Linked DNA regions of Homo sapiens: regions 1 and 3 are each linked to region 2. The links are chromatin contacts, found by Hi-C or POLR2A ChIA-PET in ENCODE. All regions are on one chromosome and are shown on one strand. Each heading gives the region's core, a stretch centred on a gene start or an enhancer-like site at or near the end of the contact. The rest is flanking DNA. Distances are from core to core; before and after follow the strand shown.

Region 1 (4,049 bases), core at 545-3,044, 8.7 Mb before region 2:
TGGGTTCAGGTCAAACTATTGTCTTGGTAATTAGTCACAATCCAGAATGGAAGCTAACGTGAAATGTGGGAATGATTTTGTTGAATCCTACAGTCCTTTCAATGGACCCCAAAGTCCTATCCCCAGGCAAAGTTGGGAAAAAAAAAAACAAAAATCCCCTCGGACTACGACTCCCTGGGAAGGCTTTCCAGATGTTTTAAATTGCAGGAAAATGAATTTAGAACATAAGCAGATATCTACACATCACCTAAATCACTAGACCTGTCCTCAATTTTAAAACACACACACACACACACACACACACAAAGTACACCAGTCGGCAGAACAGGGCATTATAGGAAATAAAGAGTGTTAGTAAAATCCATAATGCTTTCTGTTAGACCTTCTGGGAGGTTATAATTGCATTTGGCCGGCTGCAGCCTTGTCGGAGAGCCTGGCTTCTTAATAGTCTCAACCCTAAAAGGAGTAACTGTCAAGGGGCGACCCAGCTGAAATCAAACAACAAAAACGGGAACTGTAACCCGCCTGAAATGGGAGGAGGAAAAGGAAGGGAGACTCCTGTATTCATCAGTCAACATTAATGTCCTTTGTTGTTCACCTTTACACAGAACAGCGAGAGCTATCCTGTTCCTTTTTCTCCGAACGCCAGTGTCAGGGTATGCTTTCCTAAAAGCTATCTCCCTGCCCCCAAGAACCAGGCTTTCCGATCCCCCTCCCCATTTATCACTCAGCAGCCCTGTACCGCCACACCGCCCCCACTGCGCTCACCCGGGGTCGAGAGGGTGGCCAGAAGTAAAAACACTGCTGAAATACCCGTTCTTCTCCAAAGACCAAAGAACCGAGCGGCGCAGATGTTGAAATTTACCAATGCCCCCGCCCCGCAACATACACACCCCATAAATCCGGGATCGCAGAGAGGGAGGAGGGTCAGAGAGGGCTCAGCTTGTCAGAGCGGCTCTCTCCAGGACCCTGCCACATTCCACACTCCGGGAATGTCGATCCGAGCCAGAGGGAAGGGTTTGCGCCTCCCTACTGTTTTGGGGGTGTTCTCTCTGCCCGAGTGTTGTTGTCTCCCTCTCCACCCAGAGGAACCGTTGCAGCTCCCTGTCGCTTTGGGGAAGAAGGGTAAGGAAGGAGAGAAACCCCATTCGCCTCCTCTTCCAACTTGACACACACACACACACACACACACACGCCCAGTCGCCACTCCAAACTCCGCAGGCAGAGCCCGAAGCTAGCGGGCCGGCCGCGCGCTCCCCCAAGCTGTCCCGGCGCTTCGGGAACCAGTGCGGGGCGCGCCGAGCAGGCGGTGCGGGGCGAGAGCCTGGTGCGCAGCCCTCTGCCTGGAGCTGGCTCGGCAAAGCCCCGTACCAGCTGCGCGATGCCAGGATTAGGCATTTTCAACCGGGCGGAGCGAGAGGGGCGCGGGGGCAAGGACGAGAAATGCGCACTCGCTCGGGCCAGAGCAGAATAAAAGTTCGCCCCGCGGAGACTCACCCACGCCGTATTTCTCGTGCTCCGTAGGTATCCACATGGCTAAAGGGGCTCCGGGGTCTTCAGGCTTTGTAATCCCCGCGCCCCTTCTCCGGCTCACAACAATGCACAGTCCCCGAGCAGCGCTGCAGTGCCGGAGCCCAGCGGCTTCGCGCGGGCTGCGGGCGCTGGGCAGGATCTGCGCTGGAGGCTCCCGAGCCCAGCGTTGACACTGCGCCGCCCGCAGCTCTCCCGGCGGCGGCTGCTCACAGTCCTCCGACGCGCTCCCGGGTACCCGGCGGCGCAGTCATTGTTCTGATTCACTGAACTAAGCGAACACGCCGGGGCACTCTCCGGCGCACCCCCGCCCGCCAGCGCCTAGTCCAGCCCTCCCGTCCCAGGGCCCCGCAGCACGCTGGGAATTGTAGTTCTTGGCCTCCCCATCCCGGAAGTGGGCGCGGCAAATGTGGTTCGGGGCGGGGATTCAGTTTTACTGATTGCGTCCTATTGGTCCAGAGCGCGGCGTAGGTGTGGAGAAAACATTACGTCGACGGGGAGTTCGCCTCCAGTAGCGTTTCTACTGGTGCCACCCCGCCTCCGACCCGCCCTGCGGCCCTCCCTTTTCTTTTCTGCCGGGTAATGGCTGCTTCCAAGACCCAGGGGGCTGTCGCCCGAATGCAGGAAGACCGTGATGGGAGCTGCAGCACAGTCGGGGGTGTAGGTTATGGGGGTGAGTACGGTGCCCCGGAGGCGCGGCTGATGTGTCTTCCTTTCTCTATGACCGGGTGTGCAACGGACCTCTGGTCTGACCCTAGGAGCCCTTCAGCTCTGGGGCCACCTGGGTTCGACTGGGCCCCACGGGTGGTGGCCCAGCGGGATGGGTTGGAGCCGGTGGCGGCTACTTGGTTGGGGCTGCCCGGGGATGGCGGAGAAAATGCCATGGGATGGCGGAGAAAATGCCATGGAATGGCCTTCCCCTCCGCCGGGGAAGCTCCCTGAGCGTTTGTCTTCTGGTTTGGAGCTCCCAGCTTTGAGCTAGCTGCTGAGTGGGTTTGGTTCAGATCTGGTTCGCGCGCGTGTGTTTATAATTTTGGGATTAGCAGCTCTTTCTCCTCACCAGTACACTGCCTTGGTTTGCTTGGTTTGACCTCGCAGGTGTGTTTTATTTAGCTTCCGGAGTATTTCCAGTCGCAGACTGGTGGTCACTGCTCTCCACTCTACAGATTTGCCCAGTTTGTGGCTGAGGTGACCTCTGAAGGGAAAGTGTGTGTATCTCACAACCTCCCTGTAGATGGTTAACTGCTCTGGGTGTTCTTCAGATTTGTATGTGGAGCCTGAGAGATCTTCCCAGTCTCTGGGTCCTTAGAGAAAGAAAAGGAAAGTGATAGATAATTTGCACTCGTGGCTTCAAAGAACATTTGAAAAGAGTTTTGAAAACCATCACAACTTTGGCTGTACCTGACTTTCAGGTTGTCCTCTGATCCACTGTAGGAATAAAAAACCAAATTTTGAAAGCTGCAGGTGGATTGTGTTTAGGACTCTTTTACCTTTAGTCTATCCCTCCCCCATTCCCCCCACCCCATTTTTGTCTTGATGTGTAATTTAGCACAAGTTGTCTTTTTCTGATGAACATGGTTTGGGGCTTAAATATAGTTCTCAGACTGTTGCGACTTTGTTTTTCGATTTATTTGTTTTTGCTTTCACAGTTAAATTGATATCATCTTAAGTATTTACCTCAGCGGCACAGAGTTGAAGTGCAGTTTTTTCCCACTTCCCAACAGTGGAACTCCCTACTCTGAAATTATTTTAGTACCTCTACCAAACAAATCTTTGGTAGTCTCCTGAGTTAAATATTGAATTTAACACCCTAATGGTTTATTTTTGGGTTGGTTATATATTGGGCTATCTGATGGTAACAGACTATTACGGTTTCCTAGATTTTCAAAGTTCCAGAGGGCTACCAGTTTAAGATCTAAACTGGTGAATTTATCTCACAGTCTAACTTATTTTAAAAAATGGCCGGGCACGGTGGCTCACCCCTGTAATACCAGCACTTTGGGAGGCCGAGGCGAGTGGATCACAAGGTCAGGAGTTCGAGACCAGCCTGGCCAATATGGTGAAACCCCGTCTCTACTAAAAATACAAAAATTAGCCGGGCGTGGTGGCGGATGCCTGTAGTCCCAGCTACTCGGGAGGCCGAGGCAGGAGAATCCCTTGAGCCCGGGAGGCGGAGGTTGTGGTGAGCCATGATCCACCACTGCACTCCAGCCTGGGAGGCAGAGCAAGACTCTGTATCAAAAACAAAACAAAAAAAAAGGATATGCCTTTCAAAAATGTAAAATATTTAAAAATATTTATTTTTAAATTTTACAAGTTTAAAAGTTTTTAAAAGCACTTCAAACCATTCAGAAGTGTATGAAGTAAAAAAAATGAAAATTCCCTCACCTCACAGCACCACTCCCCGAGTATTAAGTGATAAGAGTTTGGTACATATTCTTTCCAACATATTCTTCTTCTTCTTTTTTTTTTTTTAATCCTACAATCCGTATTCTGTTAAACCACCATATTCTTATATG
Region 2 (4,225 bases), core at 500-2,999:
TCTGAAGAAATAGCACTAAAAGGCCCATAAATGTTTCAATATTAGGTTTAACAGAAACAAGATACAGACTAAATAATTTGTATAAGAAATTATAAGATGTCTTGAAAAGAGAACCGAATAGAACTTCCAAACCTGAAAAATTATGAAAATTCTAAAATAAAACATATAAAAGAAAGATTAAGATAAATAAGAGAATAAAGAGAGAAAGTCTTAATGGAAAAAATGAGAAATAAGCAATACTGAAAAGACAAACGCTGAGAATTTTCTAGAATTGTTGCAGGGCACCAATCCTGAAATTCAGGAATCCCCTCAAATCCTAAGCATAATTTTAAAATTTTAAGGAAAGAAAAGGGAATAAGGAAGGAATTCAGACTTAGATCACTACAAAACTGCAAAAAGATGTCAAAGAGATGTTAAAAGCAGCCAGAAGAAGGAAGGATGGGAAACGAAGAAAGGAGGAAAAAAAGAAGGGAGAAAAAGATCGAAAGTACTTGATTTTCGATGGAAGTAATGAAAAACTTAACTAGAAACTATAAAATTCTAATTCTTATTAGGATCGAAGTAAGGTTCCGTTGAGATTCATCATGATTCATCATTCACGACAGGAAAGTTTCCTGCTTAAGAGCAGTGAAAACCTTGAGTACAAGAGTATGTAATGGAGAAGGAAAGCAAGAAACACACACACACAGTTTCAACTGCAATTTGAAAAACAGAAAATGAACAATAAATTATGAACTAATGACAATTTCCCCAGAAAATCGAAAAGTTAAGAAGAGTGGAAAATAACAATATCTAGCATTTATTGAGTGCAAGAGTTTTTAATAAAAAACAATTTAAAAAGAAACTGAGTAGGGACGTACTAAATATATCACAGGAAAACATTTGCTGGGAGAGGTCGAAAAGTAGAAACTAAAGAACGCCGAAGACAACCAACCTCGAATATGGACTATTTACTCAACATAAAGTTACTGCTATTAACAGCCTATTAGAAATCAAGGCTGCATCCGTAATTCATGGCTGCTCACTGTGATGATGAAGATTATTATTATTATTATTTGCGGATGCAGATTGTATGTATAGATCAATTACATTAGAATGACGATTAGATGGACCGCAAACTAGAATATATAAGTGGCTACTGACACTATTTGTGCATCTTTTAATCTGGGAAATGTATATTCACTCCATAGTCTCAGTATAAACTATTTTAAAATTACACGTAAGCCAACCAGGTGTCTCTTTTATATTTTAGAGTGAATAATGAGGATAAATTCCAGTAGAGAGTTCTATTTTAAGCAATCCAAATTCCCCGAACTTTGCTGATTATTCTAGTGTTTAGAACCTTTGCTATTTGCCTGGCACTTCTTGAAACCCATAACTCACAAACGCCGGGGCATGGAATCACATCAAAGAACAGGTGAAAAGTTGTTCCTAGTTGTGTTATGCAGGTGCATACAACTCCCGCCATTCTCTGTGCAAAAATCAACAAATAAACAGAGGCACCGCATTTCGGATTCTGTTACGCACTGTTTGCAATGGCGCCCGGTATTCGTAGTTTCTGCGAGGGGAGCCGCCAGCGCGCCAACCCTCGCTGAGGAGGAAGAAAACTACATTTCCCACAGAGGCACGGGGGCGAACACCGGCCGGGCTACGTCATTGCTTGAACCAACCAATAGCAGCTCCGGGCGGCAGTGAGGCAAGCGCCTCAGGCGCCAAAGTGGTTTTTTTTTTTTTCTTTTTTTTTTTTTGCCGGAGTCGAGCGGGTGCTGCTAGCGGAGGCGCCATATTGGAGGGGACAAAACTCCGGCGACAGCGAGTGACACAAATAAACCCCTGGACCCCCTTGTTCCCTCAGCTCTAAGGGCCGCGATGTTGTACCTAGAAGACTATCTGGAAAGTGAGTGCGCGGCGCTGGCGGCGGCCGCCAGTGGGACGTGCGGGCGGGCAAGAGCGCGAGTGGACGGGCAGCGAGATGGCGGGAGGGAGGGGGCGGCGGGGGATGTTTCTTTCTCACGGTAACTGGCAGCCTCGTTGTGGGCTGCCGGCCCCCTCGACCCCCCTGACGCACGCGCGCAGTGACGTAAGCGCGTATTTCGCCGTTGGCCCCGCCCCTCTGACGGACTCTCCCTTTGACAGTGATTGAGCAGCTTCCTATGGATCTGCGGGACCGCTTCACGGAAATGCGCGAGATGGACCTGCAGGTGCAGAGTAAGTCGGCGCGTCTACTACTCCTGTTCGCTGCGCGCGTTCAGTGCCAGACTTGCTTGTCATCACTGCTAGCGCCTAGTGCTCTTTCACTGTCCTCTGGCTCACTCCGCTAGTGCATAAGGAGTTGTCAAAAAGAACTGGCAGCCCTGAATCTCGCCTTCCCCTTCCCTCCCATGCTACTTTTTTCTGGCTTTTGCAAGAGCAGGAGGCATTGGGACACGTGTATTCCTTTCTAGAATGTGGGATTGTGCAAAAAATATTTCTCTACCGTCATTGACATAGTTATCTATGTTTCAATGGACGTCAGCATAATAAATGTTGAGATGTCGTCTTGAGCCTTTTCGTATCGAACTTAGATTTCAGCATTTATACTTATTTTAAAGTTCATCCTATTCACAGTTTTTCAAGAGTGGAAAGCACAGAAGCAGAGGTTATATATAGCTCTTTAGAGACCATGGCAAATGTCAAATTTTGAAAACTTAGTTACACATTAGATACATTTTAAATTGTAACAGAATCGTCATTTTCTTGGTTAAAATGAGTGACAGAAATTAGATTTCACTGTAAAGTTTCTTATGTGCTGTACTAAAAATTTTAGCAGTTAATGAACATTTCTTTTTCTTTCAGTGATAGCTTGGTAGTCTCTAGGACTTTTTCCCCAAATTAACTTTGCTCTTTCATAGAGCAACGACTATAAATAGGTGGCTCAGGGACCACCTGCTGCAGCTAAGAACCTGTCCTTTTCACTGCTCCTGGCTTCTCTGCCCATGACCACACACCCACTTCTATACCCTTTGCTTATGAGTATATTTTTCCGGTAAGTTTCAGGTGGCACATAATAAAAAGTGGTGGCATGGAAGCCACTTTCTGTTCAGTGGATTGTGATATGAAGTATGAATTGTGTGTGTGGTTCTCCAGCTATCTCACAAATTCATTTTAATTTTAGTGTAGTTGAAATGCTGAAGATTTGCTGAAGTAGTGTTCTCTGCAGGACTGAGCACAGACATTGATGTCAGATCTGAGTTTGTTTTAGGGCTTTACTAATTTACTCATTGACTCTGACTGTATTATCACTTGTGAGGGGCTTACATTGTCTATAAAAAGAGAATCATCCAAGGATTTAAAATGTTACACATGGATTAGAATTTCTAGTATCTGATACAAAGTAGGCATTAAATAAAGGGTAACTTACTTTAAATTATTTTTATATTTTATTGTTTAAAATTTTAAATTCTCTTGTAATTTGGGCTTACATTATACATATTACAGGCTTTTTAAACGTGCATTTCTTTACAGTAACTAGAATTTTCTAAAGTTAATAGGTATTATGGATTAACAGAACTGTGTGCCAAATAAATTCAGAAATGCTTATTTAAACAAAGGAACATACTTCTAAAAAATTAACCATAGGACTTCATAGAGTCTTTAAAAGGCTATTGTGGACTGGAAATCTCCAAAAGAAGTATATTATGAAAAGATTTTTCTCAACTTACATAACAACAGAATCTTTTTTATTAATTTTTCCTTTTTTTTTTTAGCAGACATCCAATGAGATGATTAGTCTTGGCATATAATTTGGGGAAAACTTACCTAGAATTAATGTTTAAATGATTGTACCTACTACTTTCAGTTGGGATATGACATGATGAGATGTTTAATGCCATATACCAAATATTTTTATCACTTTTTCTTGTTAAAAGAAATGTGAGGATTATCTAATGGTGTTTTAATTGTGTTTCGGTACATTTGTCTGATTTAATACCATTAGCTTTTGACCTAAAGGCTTTATTGCTCAAAAATTATAGTATAGAGCCTATCTACTTTGGCTGTTGGAAAAAATTTTGAAGTAACAAAAACAAAAATAATCTGTCAATAAGGAAAATTGTAACTTTTTAAAGGAAGATAATTGAGGCATTATATATTTACACAATCAAAGCATAACATATTTAAGTTACTGGCAAGGTGAAAGAGTGTGTATTGTCAGATTTTTTCCCTCCCTAAATCAAACCATGTATAT
Region 3 (4,200 bases), core at 938-3,437, 8.5 Mb before region 2:
GTGGGCCATGGCCAGGCCTGCCGCAGAACGACTAAGTGGATGTGAAGGGATTTGGAAAAAAAGCCCCTGCCCCAAATGCAAAGCACACGTTTCCAGGGCTGGAACCTGGATGTTAGGCCTAGGTGATGTGACTCCAGAGTGGCAAAACTGTTGCCTTATGTATAGTATAAATTGTTTCTGGATGGTGAAGAGCCTAGGGTTATAAAAGTTATTGAGTCTACAATTCTGTGAGACATCTCATTCTGTATAGGCCCTGTCACTGAGTTGCAGTGTGCCTCTAGATACAAGGAGTCAGTGTGAGCTGCTTCCTCCCCCACAACCTGCCTCCGTATTTGGTTTCTGTGCTCTGTGCAGTTTACTGGCTGCTTCAGGATTAAACAAAGTAAAAGCAACCCTGAAATGTTGCCCATTAAATAGCATCTTTGAGTAGGCCGTGTGGGGAGGTAATAAGTGCCATTAGGGCATTATTAGGATGAGTGTCAAAGAGTTGTGAGGAGGAAGAAACTTCTGGCTGGAGGCTTCAGGAAGGTGGCAGCATGAGCTACATCTTGAACGGTGGATAAAATTTCTTAAGGTGAAGATGGGAGGAAAGGCATTACAAGAACAGGAAAGAATATGAATGAGGAAATGGAGGTAGGAGAAGAGAGCCGTGTATTGGAAATGAAAAGCAGTCCTGTTTGGCTGAAGAACAAGAACTGTATGAGGAAGCAGTGAAAGATGAGGCTGGAAAGGGAGTCAGGGCCAGGCTAAAAGGGTTGGCATTTAAAGTTAGTCATGGGAGCCATGGAATGTTTTTGAGCAACTATTAAAGCAGGTGGATTAGTAAAATAGGGAACACACAAATAAATCTGGCAGCATTACTGTGCATGAAACATGGATGAAAAGACTGGGAGATCGCTTAAAATGCCCAGGCATGAACTGAGGTCACATGTGATCACAGAATAGGACAGGAATTTAAGAGTGCTATTTTAAAACTAATTGCTTTGCGGGTGGGGAGGGGGTGGTGCATCAAAGGGAAAAAAGACTATGAATTTGAGTTTTGGAATTTAACATATGGGAGGATAATAAATAGTACAGTGAACAAAGGGAAGACAGGAAGAAGGAAATATAGTATTCGTTTCAGAGATGTTGGGTTGAGGCACAAGTGGAACATTCTGGTGGAAATTTGCTACAGGCAATTGAAAATAGAATAGAGCTCAGCTGAGAGGTGGAGTGGCGGATGACTCACCTACATTGAGGTGAGTCAGGGACTTTGATCTGTCATAAGCATAGTATATGAACCTAATAACAGGCTCTAAATACTAGACAAATGTCCTAACAAGGAAGACAGAGATCTAGGAGTGCCTTGAGAAAAAAGGCAGCACTGCGATTATTGATCTGTATAACTTGTGTTTGTTTTACCAGCTGTGAAATTCTCAGAACTGGCAGGTAGTATTGTCAAGGGACACATTCTTGTATAGAAACCCACAACGCTGAATCGTCATATATTCCTAGTCTAGAATCTGAGATATACACGAACTCCACAACTAAGTAGACGAAAGCATCCCTTTTTTTGGGGGGGGGGGGGGATGGGGGGCACATAACCCTGAACCACGGTCCAATTACAGGTACAGTACTGATGATGGCTTAAGTAGTTCATGGAACTAGTTAAAACTAAAACCATGGAAATGTTACCCAGGAGAGGTAAGGCTGCGTGCCTGGCAGGTGCCGCAGGGAAGTAGGGGAAAGGTTAAGGAGAACACCAGCCTCCGGAGAAAGAGAAGCAAAGGTGATTGCATAGCTGCCAGCTGGAAGCCGACTCTCGTCATAGGGCATACTCGCCCCACTGTGCATCGCCGGTGCCTACCTCACCCAGTTCCAAGGCGGGGGCGCGCCGAGGCAGGGGTGGGGTCACCAGGAGAAAAGCAAGTGGGCAGAAAAGCCCGTTGGGAAGAGACGGCTGGGAGGAGGCCCCGGCCCCAGCCTTACTACGTTTCCCAGAATTCAGTGAGGCCACGAAGACAGGCTCCCTGGGCGCGGACGGAAGACTGGCCGCATGGGATTTGTAGGTAGGATCCGCGCCCCGCCCGACGGAGGCGTCCAGTGGGGAGGTGTGCAGGGATTGGTTGGGAAGCGCTCAAGCCCCGCCCACAGAGTGACGTCAGGTGGCGGTATTGCTACTTAAGGCGTCGTGGCCTCCCCTGCCCCGCCTTAGCTCCCGCGCTAGAGAGAAACATGTATCGTTTTCGATCACAGCTCTTCACGGGGATTTCTGCTGCCGCCACCGCCCACTCTTACCCCCGCCGCTTCTCGACTCTGTTGTTAGCCGAAGACTCGCCTCTCAGCCGCCCGCCGCACAGACGCACGAGTAAAAAGTGCAGCTCCATCGGCTGATCCTCGCTAAGCTCCGACTCTGGGCGGCACCGGGCGTCCCACGATGCCGAAGAACAAGAAGCGGAACACTCCCCACCGCGGTAGCAGTGCTGGCGGCGGCGGGTCAGGAGCAGCCGCAGCGACGGCGGCGACAGCAGGTAAGGGGTATCCCCGCCGCCGGCATCCCAGTTGCCGGCCAGGCTGGCGAGTCTTCCATGCTTCGGCACGGTGGGAGTTGTAGTTCTTTCTCTGATGTACACATTTGCATTTCCAGGGTGCGTGGTTTGGCTACTGAACTACAATTCCCAGCGTGCCCTGGGCGCTGCTCCTCGCGCGATTTAGATCTGGCGTGCGAACCGGACTCTTGGGCACCGGCCGTGGGGGCAGGGAGGAACGGGTCCTTGGGCCTGAGAGTGTGTCGGGACAGGGGCTGACCGGGAGCTGGGCGGGAAAGGAACCATTGTCAGAGTTCCTTTCTCGGCGGCGATCTCGCCCGATCTCTCCCCGACCACGGGTGGGGAAGAACGGGGAGTTGAGCCCGTGCCGTCACTGGCCGCCTTTGACACCCTGGCTCCAACATGGAGCTCCTGGGATGCCAGACGTCCGGCGGGTTTGGACGGGCTCTTGCGTCACGCGGCCTGGGCCTTGCGCGGTGGGCCCGGGGTGACGCAGAGGCGCTGGGGAAGCTTTCCGTCTCGCAGGTCCACCTGGCCAGGCGAAGGCGTCGGAGGCGGGGGGACCACTTTCTCCCCCCTAGGCTGTGCTCCTTCCCCTAACTGGCACCTGCAGAAGCCCTGAACCTCTAGCACCTCTGCGACCACCCGAGGCGACCTCCTGCTCACGGGGGGAAGAAACGCGTTCTCCTTTGTGCTGCATTCTATATGTTCTCTGCAGTGAGCCCCAGAGAGGCAGGGTGGTGAGGAGCTTAGGTTGCAGTTGGCTAAAAGTTGAGGTTATTGTGCCCTCGCTACGAAGTTGAAACTTTTCCTGGGTGGGATGAGTAGGTGCTTAACTGAACTTATGGTTTTCTACTTATTATATGGTTAAGAAAAAGGATTCCAATTGGAATTGGAAGGCCCTTCTAGGAGAGACCCCAATAAACTCAAATCGAGTATTAAATAACCTGGGTAATATTTTATTTAGAAATTTAAACAGGAGTTAAATATTGGAGTATTCTCCGACGTTATCACACTGGAACTATTAGCCATCAGGTATTTTTGGACACAGTTGCCCCTCTGCCACGGCTGCCACTCAGAATGATATGCCTTTGTTCACAAGAAAAGTAAATATGGGGTTATGTTGTTAAAGGTTATTGGAAACTGGCATTTAAAAAAGCTCAAAAACTCGTGATCATGTATTAAACATTTAATAATTGACCATAGGGAGGGATTCTTAAAACAGCAATTTTTTACATTTTTTAGGTGCCTCTTTATTTTGAATGCTCTCCATGTTGATGAAATTCATTCTTTATCAAGATGTAAAATATGTAATTTATTGTGGCCTCTGGTTGCTCTATGTGAATTGAGGATACTTTTTTTTTTTTTGTTAAGGGAAAGAGGGAGTCTGGCTCTGTCGCCCAGGCTGGAGTGCGGTGTGGTGTGATCATAGCTCACTGCAACCTCTTAACTCCTGGGCTCAAGCAGCTCTCCCTCCTCAGCCTCCTGTAGCTAGGACTACAGGCATGTGACACCATTCCTGGCTATTTTTTACATTTTTTGTGGAGACAAGGTCTATGTTGGCCAGGCTGGTCACGAGTCCCTCGTCCCCAGGGATCTTCCTGCCTAAGCCTCCCACAATGCTGGGACGGTGCCTGGTCTGAGGATATTTCTTACCACTGTGTTTCAGCTT

Evidence for each region. A loop is a pair of places that touch in the nucleus more often than their neighbours do. ChIA-PET counts read pairs that join two places held with the same protein, here RNA polymerase II (POLR2A). Pooled maps may share reads with other maps.
Region 1: a loop to region 2 is called in a pooled map, with 18 times the contacts of the local background. The contact joins the promoter of DOCK4 here to the promoter of ING3 in region 2. A Hi-C loop is called at or near these places in 2 of 50 pooled maps.
Region 3: a pooled map shows a loop between it and region 2 (18-fold over the local background). The contact joins the promoter of IFRD1 here to the promoter of ING3 in region 2. A Hi-C loop is called at or near these places in 2 of 50 pooled maps. POLR2A ChIA-PET finds 5 or more read pairs at or near these places in 2 of 52 experiments (activated B cell and activated CD8-positive, alpha-beta memory T cell).

Annotation. Positions count from the first base shown.
Region 1 is chr7:112,204,605-112,208,653 of GRCh38, forward strand. DOCK4 (dedicator of cytokinesis 4) reads right to left here and starts at 1,795. Exons shown (of 53, transcript NM_001363540.2): 1 at 1,498-1,795. The coding sequence starts at 1,534. It overlaps ZNF277 (zinc finger protein 277), which reads left to right and starts at 2,091. Exons shown (of 12, transcript NM_021994.3): 1 at 2,091-2,203. The coding sequence starts at 2,113. RefSeq lists a silencer at 1,667-2,016 and an enhancer at 2,187-2,306.
Region 2 is chr7:120,949,028-120,953,252 of GRCh38, forward strand. ING3 (inhibitor of growth family member 3) reads left to right here and starts at 1,750. Exons shown (of 12, transcript NM_019071.3): 1 at 1,750-1,897; 2 at 2,137-2,208. The coding sequence starts at 1,870. RefSeq lists an enhancer at 2,293-2,372.
Region 3 is chr7:112,448,273-112,452,472 of GRCh38, forward strand. IFRD1 (interferon related developmental regulator 1) reads left to right here and starts at 2,188. Exons shown (of 12, transcript NM_001550.4): 1 at 2,188-2,510. The coding sequence starts at 2,417. LOC128031837 reads left to right here and starts at 2,215. Exons shown (of 1, transcript NM_001414739.1): 1 at 2,215-2,373. The coding sequence starts at 2,215. The coding sequence ends at 2,373. RefSeq lists enhancers at 1,278-2,095, 2,096-2,913, 2,213-2,502, 2,743-2,792, 2,913-3,032.